2 separate regions of the Homo sapiens genome follow, and region 2 is linked to region 1. Evidence: read pairs that join two places in POLR2A ChIA-PET (ENCODE). Cell type or tissue: PC-9. All regions are shown on one strand. Each heading gives the region's core, and the rest is flanking DNA. Links, peaks and the distances in the headings are about the cores only. Region 1 overlaps AOPEP (aminopeptidase O (putative)). Region 2 overlaps AOPEP (aminopeptidase O (putative)).

Region 1 (2,908 bases), core at 97-2,596:
GCAGCTTACAAACAAATTGAGAAGTCATGCAGAAGGACAGAAAAAGCCAAGAAGAATGGAGCAGAAAATGTTCCATTCTGCACGGGGAGCTGGCTATGATGTTAACAAACGAGCAGGTGCCGGGGATGGCTGAGGTTTCCAGGAGGCCCGAATAAAGGCCGAGACCGTGTAAGGCCAAGCTTTTCCATCATATCTGCAAGTGCTTATAGACTCACATGACAGAACAAAATTATGCTGACAGAAAGAAGGCAGGGAGTTATCCCACCCAGGTGTGCAAATGGCCCCAGGACTGGCACCAGACAGGGAGATTTATCTAATCTCATTTTCCATACCTTGTGTTAAAACCCAAAATATCACCATTAAAACTGCATAGGTGGAATGGGAAGAAGGGGAGCTGACGAAAGAGGCCCATCAAATATCTTCCATGCCTCCTCCTTCAGCAATTATCCTTTTTCCAGGACTTGTTTACAGTCTTCCTAATGAAGAATTTGCCCTTAAAAAAATCTCTCCTCCATCAGTTGAACAAAAACAGTTGTGAAACCTTCCAAATTAGGAAACTGTACACACCGGTTCCTCCCTTCAAAAGTCATTTGTTTGCTATCATGTCGGCTCGGCACAAGCCAAGACTGCTCGCAGGTTTTTCTTCCACTCCCACAGCCACCATTAGAGAAAACCCCACCTCGAGTTCCCTTACACAACATCACCCATTCAGCTCAGAGAGCTCAACTGCAATCATGGTAGTCATGTCTGCCAAAACAGACAGCTTTCATGTGAAGTAATAACAGGGCAGGCATGCAAATGAAAAAGCATCTGCCAGGTGCTCTGAAGAGGACACCAGAAACCCCAGAAATTACAAGTGGAGTTGGGGCACTCAGGATAAAGGGGTGCGATGCAACAGGCACCAACAGTATTGTTCAGAGCACTAACTCAGGGGAAAAAAAAAAACAAGGAAGGAAGGAAGAAACTGAGAGACACAGGAACTAAACTCCCCTAACTGAGAAAGTCACCCCGTTGAGAAGACAAACTGTGCAACCTGGCATTTTCAAGTAAATGGCTCTGGCATGTGCAATGCTACAAAAAGCCACAGAAATGTACCAAGTAAATAACATTCCAGACATACTGCTGGCAGCAGTTCACCCTTTGGGCTAAAACAAGACAGAAGTAACTTCAGGCCTTATAAACAGGCTGGAGGGCAAGCCTGCGTGGGCAGGGTCTGCAGCCAGAAAGACAGACACGCACGTCCTTACAGAGACTGGAGGGCGGACTCCAGCCAGGAAGCTTCCACGAGTGGATGACTGCGAAATCGCTCTAAGACTATTCATGAAGAAAAAGCCTCCACTGTCCGGGGACCTGCCTGCTCTTCTGTCCCAGTGTGGAAGCCTCACCAGGGCCCATTTATGCAAATATAAAAGTCTGCGAGGGCCTGAAGGAATGCACAAAAGCAGCTGTGGGGAGGGTGGGTGGCACTTCTTTCTCCCACCCTTTCATTTTTTCCCCTTGAGCAGTCCTTGTTGTCTGCACCACACTTCCCTCCCCACCCTTCAATGTTCTGGAGACACGACCCCGGCCTCAGTCCATCTTGTTGGGCTTGGGACAGGACCCAGCGTTGCCAGAATTCCACCTAAATTTCCCCTTCCCATCTTCAATCCTTTCTTCTGAGTCGGGGGTAAATGTACTTCCTACTGTCCTCTGAGGGAGGCCAAGTCTGAACATCCTGCCGGCTCAGAAGGAAGGGCGTTTAACCATACAAATGACCCCACTATCTGCGGAAAACATGACCTTCTCCCTGAAAAGCAATTTTCCGGCTGGGAACCTGAATCGAAAGCCTCCGGGGCCCGTTTGGCCCTCTAAGGTTGGGTTTGACATACTGGATACTCTGGGGCTATTTCCCTATGAAGGAAAAGGCTTCTTTTAAAAACTAAACCAAAAACATGGAGTAAGGTTTTGATAACCTTTCTCAAAGGCTGTTAACAAAATCCTGACATAAAAGGACCAACAGAATATTCTTTCAAGGAGAATTTCCTTCCCTCCCTTGGGCACTAAATGTCTGAACGTCTCATGTTAAGTAGATTTAACCTCTTTTTTTAGATTGCTTTTCTTCAACAGTGAGTGAAGAAAAGTAATTCTCTTTAGCTCACTTCAAGGAATAATATTAAGTATTTCTTTCCCAACAGGTAATCTACCCATGTCCACCCACAAAACAGAACGGACCTGTAAAACACTGCACTCCTACCTCAGCCTGGACTCAACAGCCCAGCCCGGCTCCTCCTCATCCCTGCATTCTTGGAACTGTGCTCATGGTCCGAGCCGGCCTGCCGGCGATCAGTCTTCCCCCTGACAAGCCTCACTGGAAAACTGTTTCTTTTTTTCCCCTTGAAAGGGTCTGTGTCAACTGCCTCTACAAATGCCAGACTGTCGATTCATCATCATTACAGAGAATGGAAGATAATCACTTCAATGACATCTTCATCCTAAAAACGTTTCTTTCTTGTCTTTTTTTTTTTTTTTTAAATCACAGAGTTGATTATTTTTCCCAAATAAGAGATGGGCAGGAAAGTGATATTTCAAATCTCAAAAAACACAAGCCCTCTTGCTTCTATTCCCCACCATAAATTCTTTTTGGCTCCAAGTGGTGGAGGAAAAGGAGGTGGCAGGCAGGGGTGGCTTGCAGCCACACTCCCGTGTTGTCATTCTTCCCCAGCAGACCACCTCTGGGGCTGCCTCCTCCACAGAGGCCAAGCGTATTGCATGTCTGCCGCCTTGCCCCTCGAGATTAAAAATATCATGTCTGGTCTGAAAACACTTTCTCAAGGCTGTTCCTGAACACTACCTACCCACCCAGATTAGAAGACTGCGTCTGTTAATCTAAAACATGTTTCTAGCAGAGGAGGAAGGAGTGCCTTCATTA
Region 2 (2,908 bases), core at 107-2,606, 100 kb after region 1:
TAAATATACCAGGTGCTCAACACAGCATTGTTTACAACAGTAAAATTTTGGAAAAAGTCAAAGATCCATATTTTGGAAAAGTATAACTGAGAGCATCCATAGACTAGAATACTATGCAGCTAAATAAAAAAGAATGAGAAACTCTTTAAGGCCTAATATTATATCTAGGGGATAATGATAATTGACAAAAGCACAGTGTAAAATAGGGTGTGTGTTCTATCTCCTTTTAAGAAAAGGGAGAGAGAGTAATAATATGTATCGTCTAATTGGCCTGCATCTGCATGAAGGAACACAGGGGGTTAATACAAAAAGCTCATAAAGTACTATACCTAAGGAATGGAAAATCGGAACAGAGGTGGGGAACAAAAACATAAAAGAATTGCACTGGCCAGGCGCGGTGGCTCACACCTGTAATCCCAGCACTTTGGGAGGCCAAGGCAGGCAGATCACCTGAGGTCAGGAGTTTGAGACAAACTTGGCCAACATGGCAAAACCCCATCTCTACTAGAAATACAAAAATCAGCTGGGCGTGGTGGTGGGCACCTGTAATCCCAGCTATTCAGGAGGGTGAGGCAGGAGAATGACTTAAACCCGGGAGACAGAGGTTGCAGTGAGCCGAGATTGCGCCACTGTGCTCCAGCCTGGGTGACAAAGCGAGACTCCATCTCAAAAAAAAAAAAAAAAAGAATTGCACTAAAGAAACTTATTATTCAAAGCTCTTTTAAGGTTGGTCCTTTTGCAAAATTAAAATCCCTTTTGGGCTGAGCACAGTGGCTCATTCCTGTAATCCCAGCACTTCAGAAGGCCAAGGCGGGAGGATTGCTTGAGCCTCAGAGTTTAAGACTAGCCTAGGCAACGTAGTCAGACCCCGTCTCTATGAAAAAAAAAAAAAATTTAGCCAGGCATGGTGGCACATGCCTGTAGTCCCAGCTACGCAGGAGGCTGAGGAGGACTGATTGAGCCTGGGAGGTGAAAGCTGCAATGAGCCCAGATCGTGCCATTGCACTCCAGCCTGGGTGACAGAGTGAGATCCTATCCCTAAAACTAAACAATAAAATCCCGTTTGCAAAGTGTCTTGAGACATTCCATTCTGGCCTACAAGATTATCTCAACCAAGACACACAGTTACTATTTACAAAATGCTGTGTATGCCCCGGGGAGGGCTGGCCTGTGAACACAGGCGGAGAGGGCTAGGCATTCAGAGGAAGAGTGGCGGGCAGGAGTTGCCCTGGCTCCCCGCAGCTGCTGGCCACACACTTGGTCTTCTTAGCCTTCTGACTCTGGGCCTCTCTGGCTCTATTTGGAAGATGCGGGTGGGGTGACAGAGGGTTCTTTCAGAAGTTTCCATCACGCAGTCCTTTCAGACACAAGTCAGATAATGGCTCAGATAATACTGAGAACAGATCAGAGACAGCTGTTTCAGGAGCTGACAGGCTCAATCTCTGATCCAAAAGTGATGGGAAAAGAGGTCAAGGACAGAGAGCTTTGTCTAACTGGTGGGAACAGAACTCCAGGAGGGCTGGAAGCCAGGCAAATAGGGCTTGGATAGTCTAGTTTAATCCAGGTGGGATCCCAAATCCCTGAAGATCAGGTACAAGATTTCTTTTTATTTTTTTTGTTTGTTTGCTTTTGTTTTTTGAGACGGAGTCTCACTCTGTCGCCCAGGCTGGAGTGCAGTGGCATGATCTCGGCTCACTGGAAGCCCGGCCTCCTGGGTTCATGCCATTCTCCTGCCTCAGCGTCCCGAGTGGCTGGGGCTACAGGTGCCCGCCACCATGCCCGGCTAATTTTTTGTATTTTTAGTACAGACAGGGTTTCACTGTGTTAGCCAGGATGGTCTCGATCTCCTGACCTCGTGATCCGCCCACCTCAGCCTCCCAAAGTGCTGGGATTACAGGCGTGAGCCACCGCGCCCGGCCTTTATTTGTTATTAAATGTGGAAAAGGAACTAAAAAATACATTTTGAGCTGAATCAAATAATGTCTGGTTTCTTTACCTTTACTGCCTTCTTTACCCTTCTTTTTGGGGGGAAGAAAAGTGAGTATGTATATTAAAAGTTCAAGCTACAGCCTTGAAGGAAAACCTAACAAAAATGTAGGTGCTGCTCTAAATGCTCCTTCTGAAACGGAGAAATTCCAATGTGTACAATGTAAGGAATGTGGACCAACAACTCTGTAACAAACCTTTCATATTGTCATACTACCATGCTAAGTCACCATACCTATTTTTATTTTCTCCCTGGAGCTATTATTTTAGAGAATTATTTTAGACATTGGGTTGATAGGAACTGTAGAATCTGTGATTCACACTAATAAGCCACAAAACTTATGTGTTTATTGACCCATAAAACTACCAAATTTTCCTAAGCCTACTGAAGCAAGGAACCAGTATCTGCTGAGGACCTAAGATGTAACGGCATCTACACATAATCTTATCCACAAGAGTTCTGGAGATGAGTGGTCTATGGCACCTTACCAGGGAGTAACAGGACACAGCAGTCAACGGCAGAGCTGGGGATAGAGCACTGACTGCAAAGCAGAGCTCTCTCTCCATCATCTTGGGCGACAAGCAGAGGTGGCAGGTCTGAGGCACCATGGTAGGGTGGTAGGGTAACATCCTATAGCTTGTACTGTGCAGTGGCTGGATGGCTTCCAAGGAGCATGATGACTTTTGCCCAGGAAGAGGCTTCCATTCTCCCAAGGGACCAGCTGTGCCAAAACACTGACCCTGGCTGGGAACTGTTTTCTCTTTCCCATTTTCTTTAAACTCAGCTCCTGAGATTTTCTCTTCTCATGCTTCTTCCTCATACTTCACATGAAAGCTTAGGGAACTCTTTGGACCCAGCAAGATAGGCATCTTAGATACTGCCCTCCGGAATGCCAAATCTAGGCCTAAAGTTCTTAAGGGG

What was found. Peaks named below come from ENCODE experiments on the same cell type or tissue, not always from the same donor. Only the 100,000 strongest peaks of a DNase experiment are listed, where the experiment ranks them.
Region 2: POLR2A ChIA-PET joins it to region 1 with 16 read pairs; 4 of 35 experiments call an interaction of 5 or more read pairs at or near these places.

What each region holds. Positions count from the first base shown.
Region 1 is chr9:94,920,671-94,923,578 of GRCh38, reverse strand. All of the region lies in intron 5 of AOPEP (aminopeptidase O (putative)), which reads right to left. Among named protein-coding and RNA genes, the nearest start is that of AOPEP-AS1, 23 kb to the left of the region's middle. In PC-9, for the core only: no CTCF peak of the experiment used is centred there; DNase peaks (open chromatin) are centred at 658, 1,078, 1,758 and 2,298; H3K4me3 peaks cover 2,397 bases; H3K27ac peaks cover 2,500 bases.
Region 2 is chr9:94,817,724-94,820,631 of GRCh38, reverse strand. The region is part of intron 5 of AOPEP (aminopeptidase O (putative)); the gene reads right to left. Among named protein-coding and RNA genes, the nearest start is that of MIR2278, 9.2 kb to the right of the region's middle. In PC-9, for the core only: no CTCF peak of the experiment used is centred there; DNase peaks (open chromatin) are centred at 1,141 and 2,231; H3K27ac peaks cover 2,500 bases.